Linked DNA regions of Homo sapiens: regions 1, 3 and 4 are each linked to region 2. A link is an interaction called in ENCODE POLR2A ChIA-PET data of the cell type or tissue named here. Cell type or tissue: MCF 10A. All regions are shown on one strand.

Evidence for each region. ChIA-PET counts read pairs that join two places held together with the same protein. Peaks named below come from ENCODE experiments on the same cell type or tissue, not always from the same donor. Only the 100,000 strongest peaks of a DNase experiment are listed, where the experiment ranks them.
Region 1: POLR2A ChIA-PET joins it to region 2 with 12 read pairs; 3 of 35 experiments call an interaction of 5 or more read pairs at or near these places.
Region 3: POLR2A ChIA-PET joins it to region 2 with 17 read pairs; 2 of 35 experiments call an interaction of 5 or more read pairs at or near these places.
Region 4: POLR2A ChIA-PET joins it to region 2 with 10 read pairs; 2 of 35 experiments call an interaction of 5 or more read pairs at or near these places.

Annotation. Positions count from the first base shown.
Region 1 is chr2:28,132,533-28,136,532 of GRCh38, forward strand. All of the region lies in intron 7 of BABAM2 (BRISC and BRCA1 A complex member 2), which reads left to right. Among named protein-coding and RNA genes, the nearest start is that of MIR4263, 140 kb to the left of the region's middle. RefSeq lists a silencer at 2,857-3,057. In MCF 10A, no CTCF peak of the experiment used is centred here; a DNase peak (open chromatin) is centred at 1,919.
Region 2 is chr2:28,184,273-28,188,272 of GRCh38, forward strand. All of the region lies in intron 7 of BABAM2 (BRISC and BRCA1 A complex member 2), which reads left to right. All of the region lies in intron 1 of LOC100505736 (a long non-coding RNA gene), which reads right to left. Among named protein-coding and RNA genes, the nearest start is that of BABAM2-AS2, 120 kb to the right of the region's middle. In MCF 10A, no CTCF peak of the experiment used is centred here; a DNase peak (open chromatin) is centred at 1,799.
Region 3 is chr2:28,376,121-28,380,120 of GRCh38, forward strand. It overlaps LOC105374383 (a long non-coding RNA gene), which reads left to right and starts at 1,235. Exons shown (of 3, transcript XR_939876.3): 1 at 1,235-1,320. RefSeq lists an enhancer at 3,791-4,000. In MCF 10A, no CTCF peak of the experiment used is centred here; DNase peaks (open chromatin) are centred at 1,451, 2,031 and 2,351.
Region 4 is chr2:28,247,857-28,251,856 of GRCh38, forward strand. All of the region lies in intron 10 of BABAM2 (BRISC and BRCA1 A complex member 2), which reads left to right. Among named protein-coding and RNA genes, the nearest start is that of BABAM2-AS2, 61 kb to the right of the region's middle. RefSeq lists an enhancer at 1,944-2,444. In MCF 10A, no CTCF peak of the experiment used is centred here; a DNase peak (open chromatin) is centred at 2,385.

The DNA of each region.
Region 1 (4,000 bases), 52 kb before region 2:
CTGAGCACTTGAAGTTTTCTTACATTGCCAGCACTCTCTTGCCTCTGTGCTTTTGCTAAAGCTGCTCCTTCCATGTACAAGGCCCTTCTCTAACCCCTCTTCCTGTTGAAATACTATACTTTTTCTAAGGCCTTATTCAAATACCATCTCTACCAACCATTTTCCCTGAGGACAATTAGTCTAGCCTTCCCCAGAGCTCTTTGTAACACTGAATTTATATTAATCTTATAATCTATATTTATATTATAATCTACCCATCATAGCTTTAATTGGTGATAAGGATTTTTAAAAATCTTTTGCTGAATTGCAAGCTACTTATTGAGTTGAGGAACAAGTCTTTTTTTTAATGCCGTGCATAAATGCAATACACAGTTATCAATTGCCTAATTGGCAGTCTTCTAGGTGAATAAGTAGTTCTCACCAAAATATTGGAAAATGCCTCACTGAAAGGTCTTATACTTTTCCTGGTTGCTACAAATTCACTTGGTAGAACTACGTTTATAATACCAAAACAAACTACCAAACATTCTTATATCTTTAAGTAGAAGTTTTCAAAATGAGGTTTTAGAGAAAGATTAACATAAAAGAAGTAAACTTGGGGTATGACTTCTATAAGGGCTTAGATATTTGCTAAAGTTATTAATACTTGTGGTTAATTCTTCCAGAGTTCAGAGCATAGAACAGACATGCCATTTCAAGAAGGCTGTAGTCATGGGATAGGTTTTGAGAACTGACTGTGCTAAGCTCTCATTTATTTTCTGTGTTTTATACTATCTTGTCAACTTTGAGCTATCCAAGCATTGATTATCGATTCAGACTTGGAGAGTTCTTTCAGGAGTCATGGGAAAAGCATCCCATGTGGACCCGCCCAAAGCCAACGTCAAACTCTTGCCCTAGCTGAGGCTTGTACTCCTTTTGGTTTCTGCTATGGCTCTTTCTAGGAAGTCCCAAGCCCCATGCAGTGCATTTGACAGGGAGAGGCTCAGGAGAGACCAATAGCCCCATCCACACTGGGTAAAAATTACCAAGAGAAGGCTTGCATTCCCACCATCTCCTCCATGGGCATAGAGAGATATCGTGGGCCTGGGAGGAACCCCATTCCAGTCTGACTGTTCCTCTGTCCCAGCTTGTCCATGCAGGAGGCAAAGATATTATACTCACGTTAACTACTCCCAGCAATTGGAAAAGAAAAGGGCTACTTTTGGGTCTTGTCATCATATGTAGGAAAAAATATTGATTTGTTGTACCCTAAAAAGACTACAAATTAGACAATCCTGACAAAAGAGAACATCAGTCAGATTCATTGGTAGAAGACTCTGAGATGTGTTCTAATTTGATGAAGCTCTGAAATGTGATCCCACTTCTGAAGTCTGTTTGCCCAGGGTCGTGGAATAGTTGTCTGGTGTCCCTGGCAGCCCTGCCGCACGTGGCTGCACGCCCTTACGATGCTTAGATGCATATTGTTTACCGGTCTCCCACTGCGCATTTCTATGACTTGCAGAGTAAATGCTTCTGAGAAGAACTTTGTGTTCTTGCACAAGGGACATTTATGAAATAAACATATTTCTGGCCCTATACATTTGTCTTCCAAGGAACCAAAACCAATCCGTTGAATTAGACACGAGTAAGTTCTGTTAATTAAAAAAAAAAAAAAGTCAATGGTGAGTTATGCAAAAAAAAAAAAAAAAAGCTAGTAGTCAATGATGCAAATTAGATTTTGGTTGAATATTAGAAAAGGGGAAAAAATAGTTTCTAAACCAGTTGCTTTTTTTTCCCCTGGCAGAAAAGCTGTGAGTTTTAAGGTTACATCATCAGAGCTGGCGTGAAACATGCTCTACCTTTCCCTCTTCCCCAGACTGTTGGCAGTTGTTGTAGTGAACCCAAAGGTTAAATGGGCATGAGAGTCTGCATAGCACTCTTCCACGAAAGGTGTGGGCCCTTTTCTTGGCTTGAGCCACTTTGTGGGAGTGGTTTAAAGACAACCAGCTTCCTCATTCCCTGTGCTGTTCCCACTCTGTGCATAAAAAGAGGACTTCAGCCCTGAGGCAGACCAGGTGGCATCTTTCACAAGTACAGAATTTGTTTTTAGAACTTTTTGTTAAGTTACATCTGCCTTGGAAATGAGTACTCAAAACTTCCCAGCCCACGAACGCTCACTATTATTGAGGCCTGTGTACCTGCAATATGCATGTTTGTTCTTTCAGGCAACAGAAACCCAATGAGAATCAACCACATGTGAGGCCCTTTGCTAGGTGCTTCAGAGGCTGTCAGCATAAATGAAATGTGGCTCATCTCCTTAATTTCCTCAAAGTAAGAGGGATCAGAACAAATATGGCAAGTTGTGACTTGTGGATTAATAGAAAAGGCATATTAATACATGGCATCAGAAGCCCCCTGTTCCTTCACTTATTGGCTGGCAATCTTGGCTTAAGTTAACGTTTTTGAGCTTCATTTCATCTTCTGTGAAGAGGAATAAATCTAAGTTTCAGTTTCATCTACTCCAAGTGGGGAGGTAGATGAGAAAGGCCCTACTGTAGTGCTTGGCCCATGGTTGATGCTTAGTTAGTGCTCCTTGAGAAAATACTTATTAAGTGCTATAAGAGTTCAAGAGAGTGGGAGATCACATTTCCATTTGACTTGGTGGAGAAGGAGCTTTGGAAGATTATGGAAAGCCTGGCTTTTCTAGAGATTAAATATGCAATACTGTAACAATAACAGATATGTATTTGTTCAGTACTTTAAAATATTCAAACTGCTTTTCACTTTACCATCCCATCTGATCCTCATGATAGTATGTCTATCATGTGTTTTATAATATAGCTTTTTTCTTCCATAACTTGGAGTTTTTAGATCCTTCCTTGTCTCCTTCACTGCTACTCCTTCCTTTTTTCAACCCATTAAATTATGCTAAATTGTGCTTCCTGTGATAACATCCCTAGACACTTTTGTGGCATTGCCTGTTTGTGGATGACACCCAGATCCCCATTTCTAATCTCAGCATTTCTCCCTGCTTACAGATCTGCTTCTCTAACCACTAGATAGACATGTCTATCTGTGTGTTCAGTTGACACCTCAAATTTAAAGGGCCTGAAACTAAACTCATCATTCCCCCAATAAGCTAATGTTTCTTCTTTACAGCCTGTTTTTATTCATGACACTCTTGTCTTCTTGGTGCCCAGGTGGTACATCTTAAAGGCATTGACCATACCTCATGCCCCTATTAGCCAGCCAGTTGTTTTGGACTAAAAACCCACTCTCCACAATGTCTCTGAGTCTTGTCATGCCTACTATCATTACCTAGTTCAGTCTTCCAGTTGCCATGGGTCCTGAGGGGCTCTTAACTTCTAGTTCCTTCCTATTTCAGTTTATCCATGTGGAACTGTCACTGTCCTTTGAAGTAAATTCCAGTCCTGTAATGTCCTTGCTGAGAAGCTTCAATGCCTCTCTGTTGCCAAGCGAAGTAAATGCACAGCTCTCCATCTGGCATTCAGATTCCGTGTTACAGTCCTGTTCACTTTTCCACCCTAGGCTGGACTCTACGTGTATCCTGTTGTCCAGCCAAGCAGAATTTTGTGATTTCCCGAACACATCTTGTATTTTTTTCACTTCCATACCTTGCTCAGGCTGCTCCTTAGACCAGAACATTGAGTTTATTTACCTCCCCCACAGGGTCCGTTAAAGTCCTGCCCATGTTCTTAGATCTTCTCAATCATCACCTCCTCCATGGAACATTTCCTGACCGCCACTGCCTGCCTCCACAATGGCACCACACTTTTTCCCTGTGTTTATGCCTCCTTTGTCATATTGCCTCCCTGGACTCTAAACTCTTTAAGGCCTGGGCCTCTTTTCCATCAGTTGAGGGCTGGTGAGCCACAGCCCCTCTGGCCAGGCTGGCCCTAGCCAGGCCCCTGCCCAAGCTCAACCACAGTCTCCATTGACAGGTCTGGCTGGAGAGGCAGAAAGCTGTGACACTATGTGCATGTTAAGGCGGTGGGCTTTC
Region 2 (4,000 bases):
TCTCTCTCTCTCTCCCCCCCTCCCTCTCTCCCTCTCTCTCTCTGTCTCTCTCTCTCCAGGTATTTTTTTTAAATACTTTAAGTTCTAGGGTACATGTGCACAAAGTGTAGGTTTGTTACATATGTATACATGTGCTGTGTTGGTGTGCTGCACCCATGAACTTGTCATTTACATTAGATATATCTCCTAATGCTATCCCTCCCCTCTCCCCCCACCCCATGACAGGCCCCGGTATGTGATGTTCCCCTTCCTGTGTCCAAGTGTTCTCATTGTTCAGTTCCCACCTACGAGTAAGAACATGCAGTGTTTGGTTTTTTGTCCTTGCGATAGTTTGCTGAGAATGATGGTTTCCATCCATGTCCCTACAAAGGACATGAACTCATCCTTTTCTATGGCTGCGTAGTATTCCATGGTGTATATGTGCCATATTTTCTTAATCCAGTCTATCATTGATGGACATTTGGATTGGTTCCAAGTCTTTGCTATTGTGAATAGTGCCACAATAAACATACATGTGCATGTGTCTTTATAGCAGCATGATTTATAATCCTTTCCCCAGGTAGTTTATGTAGGAACTATTTAATGTTAAATGAATCATTAGGTAAAGTGCGTATACTACTTCATGAGATGGCTTTAATTAAGTCACTTATTTTCTTAAGACTTTATCTTGATAATTTTTTTCTTGGTTCATAATGAAATGGAAAAGATTTGTGCCTTGACTATCCTGAAACTTTTATGTTACTCTCACAAGTTTACTGAAGCTGCAAAGAATAAATAAGGCTATTTAAACTATGGTGACTATAACCCATTTATATTGAGAAATAAGCCTTTCAAGAGGTTAAAAATAGCATAAAGGCAGGTACATAAGATGCTTGTCAGCTAAAAAGACCCACCCAATTTAAAGTAACATTAATATATTAAAACCCCATTTCTTATCTGAGCATATTTATAGCAGAACAAAACTCCAGAGATAAATTCATCTGCCTTCAGACAGCCGTACACCTGAACTCCAGGTGGATGTTTGTGTTTGGGTCTGTTTCTAGGTGGAATGATCTCATGTTCTCCCTTACCACAGAATTGTGCAACACTGATACACACCTGTGTTTTGATCTTTAAAATCTGTCGTGGTAACATCTCAAGTAATTTTAAATAGCTTCGTGGATGATCCAGATTGCACGTCTGCCAGAAACATCCTTGGGCACAGTTTTGGAGCTGACTTGGATTCCTGCAATACTAAACTCGAGTCATATTGAAAATATACTAGGCCTTGGGTTCTGTTCCTTTCACTGAGACTTTTATCTCGATGCATTTTTTTGTATAAGTAATCCCCTTGGCCAGCGTCAGTGCATGAGATCTTAATTATCATTAAAAGAGAGTGAGATGAAGTATTTAGAAACTAAAGCAAGTTACCTGGATCACCACATTTCTGTCATTGCACAAGTATTTGAAGAATTATTTTTTTTGCTCTTTTTTTTTTGAATTGCAGAAATTTATGAAAATTAGAGACATTGTTTAATCTTCTTGTGCCATGAGACTCCATCAGGCCATCTACAAAGACCACTGGGAGGCTAAGGATCACTTGAGCCCAGGAATCGTGCTCTTTTAAATATATCTTTTTCATAAAAGTTATTTTAAAATGTGGCAGTTTAAAATGCCTGCTGAAAGAGTTGATCTTACCTGTAAGATCACAGATTTCTTTCTTTAAAAGCTAGTGGATACCCAACTTGTAAAGCACCAAAGTAGGACTTAGTGTGGGAATGTTAAGGAATGAAGCAGAGTTGAAGACATGGCTTATTTCAAAACACAGTGACTCATGAATGCAAAGTAATGCATTTCTGTTATGTTTGCAGATTCATGGTTAATTCCGACCTTAGCTTAACCACCATATTTTCAGGGCAAACTGTTGATGTGGTAAATTTTTTTCTAATGTATTTATTTTATTCTAGTTATTATGGGTAATACCAAAAATATGTAAAAAGTAGAATAGTGTAATGAACCTTCGATACCCATCATCCCACTTCTATCTGTGGTTAGCCCTGTACCCCACTCACTTCACAGTCCCCATGTCCTTCACTGGATTGTTTCAAAGCAAATTCACAAGTATGTGGTATGAATTTTTGTCTTTATGGGAACATTTTAGAGGATGTTACACTTTAGAGGGTATCACCCACATGGAGAGCAAAAGAAAGATGAGAAGTACATTCTAAAGAAGGCTGGGTGTGGTGGCTCACCCCTATAATCCCAGCACTTTGGGAGGCTGAGGCAGGAGCATTGCTTGAGCCCAGGAGTTCAGGCAACAAAGCGAGACCCTGTCTCAAAAAAGACACAGAGACAGAGACAGAGAGAGACAGAGAGAGGGGAGAAAGAGAGAGAGTATGTGAGAGAGAGGGAAAGGAAAAGGAAAGAAAGAAGGAGAAAATGGAGAAGCGAAGCGAAGCAAGGCAAGGCAATTGAAACAGTAGTGAAGAAGAGTGGTAGTATATCCTGTTAGCCTGTACTATCTATTGTAACATCATGGATCACAAGGAATTCAACATTTTTTTTTTTTTTTGAGACAGAGTCTTGCTCTGTCGCCCAGGCTGGAGTGCAGTGGCATGATCTCGGCTCACTGCAAGCTCCGTCTCCCAGGTTCACGCCATTCTCCTACCTCAGCCTCCAGAGTAGCTGGGACTACAGGCACCCGCCAACAAGCCCGGCTAATTTTTTGTATTTTTAGTAGAGACGGGGTTTCACCGTGTTAGCTAGGATGGTCTCAATCTCCTGACCTCGTGATCTGTCCACCTCGGCCTCCCAAAGTACTGGGATTGCAGGCGTGAGCCACCGCGCCCAGCCGGAATTCAACATTTTTAATAATGGGGGCATAGGTTTTTGATTGTGCATGCTACTGCAACTATGGTATGTGAGTCTTGATTCCTATTTTCTATCTCTCATGAGCACCTCTGCAACTCAGCCTGAATCTTGCCTATGAAAGTGGCAGAAGTGAAGCTATTAAGCTCCTAGAGACCCATAGAGAAGGGCCACTAGAGCATCTTGAGGGCAGGAGCCATGTTGGTTTGGGTAGCACTATAGTGGCTTGCACAGTGCCTGGCACATATTTGTTGCATGAGTGGATTCTTATATCCACAGAACTGTGACTTGAGTGAGTGCAGGAGAAGTTGTATAGCTCTTTCCACATACAGTTCCCCCAACCAGAGTGCTGTAAAGACAAAGCAGAGTCCCAGGAACAGTTCATGGGATTCTTTGTGCTTTGAGTCTTTCAGTGTAAAATTTATATATCTATCTGAAATCTTAAAAAACTTGGTAATGCCCTCTGGCTTTTACCAAAAGAATTGAAACACACTCACATACACAATATAGTCATTACCATTCTCCTAAAACAGAACTTTGGAATTTTTTTTTTTTTTTTTTTTTTTGAGACGGAGTCTCTCTCCTGTGGCCCAGACTGGAGTGCAGTGGTACGATCTTGACTCACTGCAACCTCTGCCTCCTGGGTTCAAGCGATTATCCTGCCTCAGCTGCCCAAGTAGCTGGGATTACAGGGTCACACCACCACGCCCGGTTTATTTTTTGTTTTTAGTAGAGACTGAGTTTCACCATGTTGGTCAGACTGGTCTGGAACTCCTGACCTCAGGCGATCTGCCCACCTCGGCCTCCCAAAGTGCTGGGATTACAGGTGTGAGCCACTGCACCTGGACTGGAATTATTTTTTAAAGATGCTTTTCTATTACTTTTGTCATTTAAAAGGACTCAAGTATTTTTCCCCGGGCGCAGGCAGTAGATATATATGTATTCTTTGGGGTTGAACTCAAGTTTGAAATTTTAATCTGTAGACTAGGTAGCCTCTGAGGTATGTGCCACTGCATGATCCATACCACAATGCCCGCCTCGTTCATTTGCTCTAGAAGGCTCCCATGCCATCATTTGTGAGCATGTATCACCTTCTCCATTCTACCTACACATTGGCATAAAGTCCCAACCCTCTAATTGGCTCACCACTTAA
Region 3 (4,000 bases), 190 kb after region 2:
TTCTCTGGGGGAGGACCATGCTTCCTGGGACAGAGGGGTGAGCCCATCTCTGTTTGGGGCAGAGAGGCTCTGAGACCAGAGCCGTGTGATGGGACAGCTACTCCCCTTCTGCCAGGCCCAGTGCTCCAAGGGGTTAACCTAGGAGACCTCTGAGGTCCCTGCCAGCTCTGACAGTCCCAAGTCCCTTAACTTAGAGCCACACTCTTCAGAACACTGTCTGTTTTTCATGATTGCCCCTGCATAAGCTTAAAGAATGTTAGAAAGCAGATTCATCCCAGAGACAGTGGCAGGACCTTGAAGATCCAGCAGGGTGTCGGGAGCCCCGGCTCGGGCTCCTGGCCATCTCACAGACATACTGTGTGATCTGCACAAGGGCCTTCCTGCTCCTTGCCTCAGTTTCCCTGTTGGTAAAAACAGCAATGGAGAATACCCATGAAGTAATCCTGAGGGGGCTTGTGAAGCCCAAGGAAAGATATGCAGGGGGTGGCAAGATGAGCTTTTCTTGGCCAGGGAGAGAGCATGCAGGGAACACAGCACTTACAGAATGAAATGGGGGCGGTGCACGTAGCATTTTCTTTTGGGGACAATGCTAAAAGCTCTATTACAGTTTTCCTCACAGCCTGCCCAGCCTTGATAGAAGTAATATCTCATGTCTGTGTAGCCTTTTACCTAAGTGAGCAACAGGCTTTCTCTCCTACGTTATGTCTTTCCATTCCCCTGGACACCTCAGGGAACAGGTATAGTACCCTCAATTTACGGACGGGGAGACTGAGGCTCAGAAAGATGCAGTAATCTGCTGGAGGACACACAGGTAGTAAGGGGCAAACCCAGGCCTCGAAGCCAGCAGGCCCTTTGAGACATGCTTCTCTAGAAAGTTTCACCCCATGGAGTCCTTCCTGGGACCAGTACAAGGCAGGTCCGTCCTAGTGGTTGGGAGTGTGGTCACCACGTGCCTGCGTTGAGGGTCTGGATCACAGAGCCCACTTTCTGGATCCTTTTCCTCCTCTCGAGGGCCCCAGGAGGGTGGGCAAGGTCTCTTGGAATGGGGGGGCCTGGCCCCACGTGCGAGGTGAGGGCAGAGTGGGCGAGGTCCCTTGGGGTGGGAGGCCTGGCCCTCCTGACGGTGAGGGCAGGGTGCGGCCAGCAGTAGTTGGGAGGTGCGGGAGGCTCCTGCTCGCTGGCTGGGCAGGGTGGGGCAGGGCGGGGCAGGCACTGGGAACAGGGTGACCTGGACACCGCGACCTGCGATCATTGAACGAGGCACGCAGCGGTGGTGGTGGAGATAGGGAGACCCTCTGTGCCGGGGGGACCCTCACCAAGGTGGGCACCCTCTGAGCCTCCCGCCCCGCTAGCTTCCCCTTGGCCACCTCTAGGCAGCTTCCAGCAAGGATGTTCCTTCTCCCTCCCAACAGGCCCTCACCTGGAGCCTGCTCGGACCTGCCCTCTCCACAAAGCATGGTAGCAACTCCCTGGGGCAGAAAGTGTCTCTTCTGAAAGCAAGACAAGAGTTTAATGAAGCCCTAAACGCGCACAGTTGAGCCTGAAATTAGGGTGGTGAAGGGAGGGGAAGAAGGCAGTTGAGGACATGGGGGCTTCAGCCCAGCCCTGCCCCAGCTGAGCAAAGCAACCTGCAAGCAAACATTTGCAGAGCCCGAGGGCTTGGTTACAAAACATTTCTGACCTAGAAAGGGGAGAATGCCACGTTCCCTTCCCCCCAGACTCAGGTTTGGGGAGTGGTGTTGGGGTTTGGGGTTAATTTGGAAAGGGGGAACCAACAGGTAAAGAGAGGCCACCTCTGAAGGTGGATGCCTGGGTCTCTGAGGGTGTGGGGGGAAGCATGGGTCTGCCCGGACTGAAGCTGGGCAGGTGGGAACCCTCCCCACCCTGAGAGGGAGGGAAGGAGGGAGGACACTGAGGGCTGCTGGGCTCTAGGTAAGCCAGTCAGACTGCACACACAGGTGTGCCAGGGCTGGGACTCCTGCCCAGGACACCCAGCACCGCTCTACCAGGTGGGCAAAGCTCATTCTGCTCCCCAAAGAGGAAGGGAGTGGCCAGCCCTGAAGGGAGTGGCCAGCCCTGATTGACACAACCAGCTGGGCTCCTGGCTTTAGGGACAAAGCAACTGAGACTTGCTTTTACCAATGGTTGCAGGCATCTGGACAACTGGCAGTGTTGAAGGGAGCACTGGCCTCAGCCCCTCTCTATCCTGTCCCCAGGTCTCCCCAAAATGCTGCTGAGACATTCAAACCGCAGCCTCCTCCTTTACCTGGTAATTGATCCTCTTTTGCCCTGCAACTTGGGTTTGGTCTTAATTTGCCAGGCACTAAAGGCAAGAAGAGACGGGCAGGAGGGCGTGTTATCGCTTGTCTCCGGGCACAGAGGCTGTTGCAACAGAGCTCCTGAGTGCGTGTAAGAGTGCACGCGTGTAGCAGAGGAAGGGAACAGGCTGCACATGGGGTGGAGGATGGGTGCCAGCTTTCCTCCCTTGTGTGTGCCTATGGCAGGGGGAGGGTCACTGGGCTGATTTCTGTCCCTGAGGCAGGAGACCCCAGGACACAAAACAGACCCAGCAAGGCCTCTGTAGCTGCAGCCGGTGCCTGAGCTGCTCAGCCTCCCTGTGCTGACTGACACTGACTGAAGCTGGTCTCATAGCCCAACTCGTAGCTTCTCAGCCAGTCTTGACTGGCACCTGCCTGGCAGCCCATTGACCACTTAGTGGAGATGGTATGACACCCTGGGGGCTAGAAGCTGGTTGTAGGTTCTTTGACTTTAAGGGACTATCTTCTAAAGAGGCCAAAGTAGGCACCTTTGCTGGTGGCTCTGGCAGAGCTGCGGAAGCAGCAGCTCAAGTTCTGCCTTGAAGCTGAGTCCATTTGCTTTCCCCCTTCCCGGGACAGACGCGGAATCCTACCACAGTTATCCCATCACCGAATCAAAGGTATCATGGGGGGTGACGACCAGTGGGCAGGGGGTCAGAAGAGGCCCTGGGATCACTCAGTGCAGACTCCTTCGCCGCCTTCCTCCTCAGCACCCCTACCTCTCTTGGTTTCCTGTGGCTGCTATAACAGAGGACCACAAACTTGGTGGTTTAAAATAACAGACTCTTCCTCTTTCACAGTTCTGGAGGCCAGAAGTCGGAAATCAAGGTGTCGGCAGGGCCTCGCTCCCTCTGGAGGCCCTAGGGAGATCCATTCCTCATCACTTCCAGCTTCTGGAGCTGTCAGCATTCTTTAGCTTGTCCCTGCATCTGTCTCTGCTCTGTCTTTGTGAGGCCTTCTCTGTGTGCGTCATCTCCCTCTACCCCACTCTTATAAGGATACTTCCTGTTGAATTGTGGGTCTGCCCAGATAATCCAAGAATCCAAGATGATCTCCTCCTCTCAAGATTCTTAACCTCCTTACATCTGCAAAGACCCTTTTTCCAAATAAGCTCACATTCACACGTTCCCGGGATCTGGACACAGACCTATCTTTTTGGGAGACCACCATTCAACCTGCTATACCATTCAGTGGTTGGTAGGTTGTGGCTTAGACCCCTCTAGTGATGGGCGGCTCACTACTGCATGAGTTGGCTCCATCTATGTCCAAACAGGTCTAATTATTTTAAAGTTCTTACTTGGGTGGAGCTGAAATTTTGCTCAACAGGAACTTTTACCCACTGGCCTTAGTTCTGGTCTTCAGAGTACATACATCTAAATAAATAAACCCTCCAATCCCACCACCTCTGCCCCTGATTACAAGGCAAAAACAAAATGAGAAAAAGGATGAATGGGCTTAGTTTTGATACCAGGGAAAATGCAGAGACTCCGGTCTCCCTGGTGGCCCTGTCCCTAGGACTTTGTGCCTGTTTCCTCGCCGTAACACCAGAGAGTGGCCGAATCACCGTTTCATGGGATGCTTTTGAGAAATGCATCCTGGAGAGTCCCAATTTGCACTGGTACATTAAAGGCTCTGAGAAGTCCTAAGTAAAGAAATCCACTTAACCCCAATATTTTCCAAAC
Region 4 (4,000 bases), 64 kb after region 2:
CTTAAGGAAAAGCATTGCACAGATTCTGGGATCTCTCAGGAGGTACTGCAACATCCTGGCATTCTGGCAGTTCCAGGAGTGGGGACTGTGGCCATGATTGTGGCCATGGAGCATTTCCATCCACTTATTCCTTCCTTACATCATTCATTTTCAGCATGTCTCAAATCTTGGAACTGTAGCAGGATCAGAAACTTGCTCCCATCCAGAAACTATTTTTAGGAAACTTTCCTGGCCATCATCTAAGAATTATTCATAGCAGTTGTATAGGCAATTCCATATTTGCCAAATTATGCTTACCTCTGGAGGTAGATGTTACCTTTAAGCTAGTAGCTTTTGTTTATTTTCTTTTTCTTTTTTTTTTTTTTTTTTTGAGACGGAGTTTTGCTCTTGTTGCCCAGGTTGGAGTGGAATGACGGGATCTCGGCTCACTGCAACCTCTGCCTCCCAGGTTCAAGCAATTCTCCTGCCTCAGCCTCTCGAGTAGCTGGGATTACAGGCATGCGCCACCATGCCTGGCTAATTTTGTAATTTTAGTAGAAACGGAGTTTCTCCGTGTTGGTCAGGCTGGTCTCAAACTCCCGACCTCAGGTGATCCACCTGCCTCAGCTTCCCAAAGTGCTGGGATTACAGGCGTGAGCCACCGCGCCTGGTCCACTAGTAGCTTTTCAGAATGCAGCGTGGCAAGAGAACCAGATAGCAAGGCGAAGTAACAGAACAAAAAAAATCCTCTGGGGAAAAGCTACATGCTTTTTTTGTGGGTCCCAGTCAACTGCACTGTAAGTAGACACACAAGGAGGCAGCTGTCTACAGGAGCAGAGTTGCTGCTTAGAAGGGGAGACAATTGAGTATTGAGATTTGTGACTGTATGACAAGCTGTCTTTTTCCATTACCTATAAATCTTTGGTAAATGACCCTTTGAGTCATTCAGCCTGGACTGTAGGCCTTTTCTCCCTGGTAAAATTCCTGTTAGACCAAATCTGACCACTTTTTTCTCTTGTTTTCCTCTACCTCCAACTTAACTGAGTTCTGAGTTTACTAAGAACCTACTGCATGCTCAGTACTATGCGAGGTATTAGGGGATATAAGTATATAACTCAGAGTTGACCTTAAGATACTTACAGTAACATAGCACAGAAATTAGAAAACTACAGCCTGTGGGCCAAATCCCGTGTCAGCCTGTTTTTATAGGGCCCTTGAGCTAAGTATAGCTTTTTGTTTGTTTGTTTGCTTGTTTTTTTTTTTTTTTTTGGAAACAGCGTCTCACTCTGTTGCCCAGGCTGGAATGCGGTAGTGTGATCTTGGCTCACTGCAGCCTCCGCCACCTTGAGTTCAAGCGTTTCTTCTGCCTCAGCCTCCCGAGTAGCTGGGACTACAGGCATGTGCCACCATGCCCGGCTAATTTTTGTATTTTTAGTAGAGACCGGGTTTCACCACGTTACCCAGGCTGATCTTGAACTCCTGGCCTCAAGCAATCTACCCGCCTAGGCCTCCCAAAGTGCTGGGATTATAGGTGTGAGCCACTGCACCCTGCCCTAAGGGTAGCTTTTATATTTTAAAAGGATTCTTAGAAAACAGAAAGAAGCAGAAGAATATGCAGCAGAGACAGTATATGGTTTGCAAGACCTAAAATATTTGACCCTTCACAGAAGTTTGCCAACTTCTTGTCTAGTTGATGAGAAAAAAGATTAGGTCAAGGTGAAGTACAATGGTATGCATTTTTAAAACAAATATTTTATGACTTGTCTACTTTATGCAAGACACAGTTATATGAGAGAGGCTCATATGTTATATGTCTTGGTCTGGGGGAGGTCTTCTTTCTCTCTCTCCAGACTGGAGTGCAGTGGTGCAATCATGGCTCACTGTAGCCTCAACTTCCTGGGCTCAGGTGATCCTCCCACCTTAGCCTCCCAAGTAGCTGGAACTATACATAAGCGCCATGACGCCCAGCTAATTTTATGTAGGGACGAGGTTTTGCTGTTTCCCAGGCTGGTCTCAAAACACCTCGGGCTCAAGGGATCCACCTGCCTCAGCCTCCCAAAGTGTTGGGATTACAGGCATGAGCCACCACACCCAGCTTCTTGTCTTTCTTAATGAAGTCTAATGAGAAAAACAGACAATAAAGACATAAACTTAACAAATATATACATTCAAAAGGTGACAAATAGCGTGATGGAACAAAGTAAAAGGCTATGAATAGAGAATAAGAAGGAGATGCTGTGAGGAAGATGAGGAAGATGCTGTGAGGAGATGCTGTGAGGTCTTCCCTATGCTTCTATAGGGAAGACCTCCTATAGAGGGTGACATTTCCGCTGAGACCTTAGCAGTGATTCAGACAGCCAAGGAAGGCAATTCCAGGGAAGGCAGTCCCTGTGCAAAAGCCCTGAGCCCTGAGGCAGCAAAGAGCTCTGCTGAAGCAGGCGTGGCTGGAGCACAGTGAGTAAGGGGAAGGGCATTTGTTGAACTTTTTTTTTTTTTTTTTTTTTAGCTATCTAATATTGAATTACTTTCTTAGCGGTTTATTCTAGAGATTACAATATGCATCTTTAACATAATTGCCTTAAGATTAATAATACCTTCATTCTGGTAAAATATAGCAACATTGCTCCTTGTCCTCCCGCTTATTTGTTCTATTAATTGTCATATATATTACATGTATATATGTTATAATATAAACACAACAATATAGCTTTTTCTGTCATTACTATAAACAATCATATATATTTTTTTCTTTTTTTTTTGTTTGTTTGTTTGTTTTGTTTTTGAGACGGGGTCTCGCTCTGTCGCCCAGGCTGGAGTGCAGTGGCACGATCTCAGCTCACAGCAACCTCCGCCTCCCAGGTTCAAGCAATTCTCCTGCCTCAGCCTCCTGAGTAGCTAGGATTACAGGCATGTGCCACCACTCCCGGCTAATTTTTTGTGTTTTTAGTAGAGACAGGGTTTTGCCGTGTTAGCCAGGATGGTCTTGATCTCCTGACCTCGTGATCTACCCGCCATGGCTTCCCAAAGTGCTAGGATTACAGGCGTGAGCCACCACGCCCAGCCACAGTCTTATGTTTTTAAAAGAGAAAAAAAGTTATCTTTGGATTTTGCCCTGCACATTATTTCCAGTGTATCTTTGCAAGACTTTGATTGCTGTGTTCCTCCATTTCAGAGCTGTAGGATTGGGGCTGGGGTGGCAGTGTTTATTCAGTCTAATGAATGATAAGGTTCTTACTCTGATGTTTTTCTTTATTTTAAATGACTAATGTTCACACAGATGTCTTAGTATTATTCTTTCTGTATTTGTCTTTAACTATCTGTTTGTTCATTTGTTCATTCATTGGTTTTCAGTTGACATTAAGTAAAAGGAAAGCAATTATTTTGTTTTTCAGAGAACACAGTTTCTGGTAAGACTTTTTTTTTTTAAGCCAGAGGAAATCAACAACTTCAGACTAATTCTGGTAGTCATTTAAATAATTCTTTCCTTATAGGCCTGTAATCAAGGCCAATAAATTAGAAATCAGGACAGCTTTTGAAATTTTAAGTAAAAATCAGAAGCTTCTGTTTATTGCTACAAATGCTTCTGCCGAGCTCTGATTTTGTCAGGCTCTCCAATTCCTGGTATAACCAAGGAAATTATTTGCATTGATGTCGCACTGTCACCTCACCACTAAAACACAAAGCTGTCGTAGTAGCAGCCACTCAGTTCCTGAGCTAAGCGAGGTAGACTTTCATCTGCCCGCTATAGAAACAGTGTTTCGTCGTAGAATATTTAGCACTCAACAAACAAGATGGCTACTACATAAATCGGTAAAACCAAAACTGTGATGTTGCTCAAAACCTGCTTACTTTTTTGGATACAGTTCACATCTTTATATAAAGGAATATACTTGAAAAGCAAATCGGAATCAGTAAAATAATTAAAATTAAGAACCACAATGCTATGTGTTAGAATTTGTTTCAAGCCAAATCTATAGAAAGTGTAATATTATTTTAGAATTACCATGTTTACCTCATATCA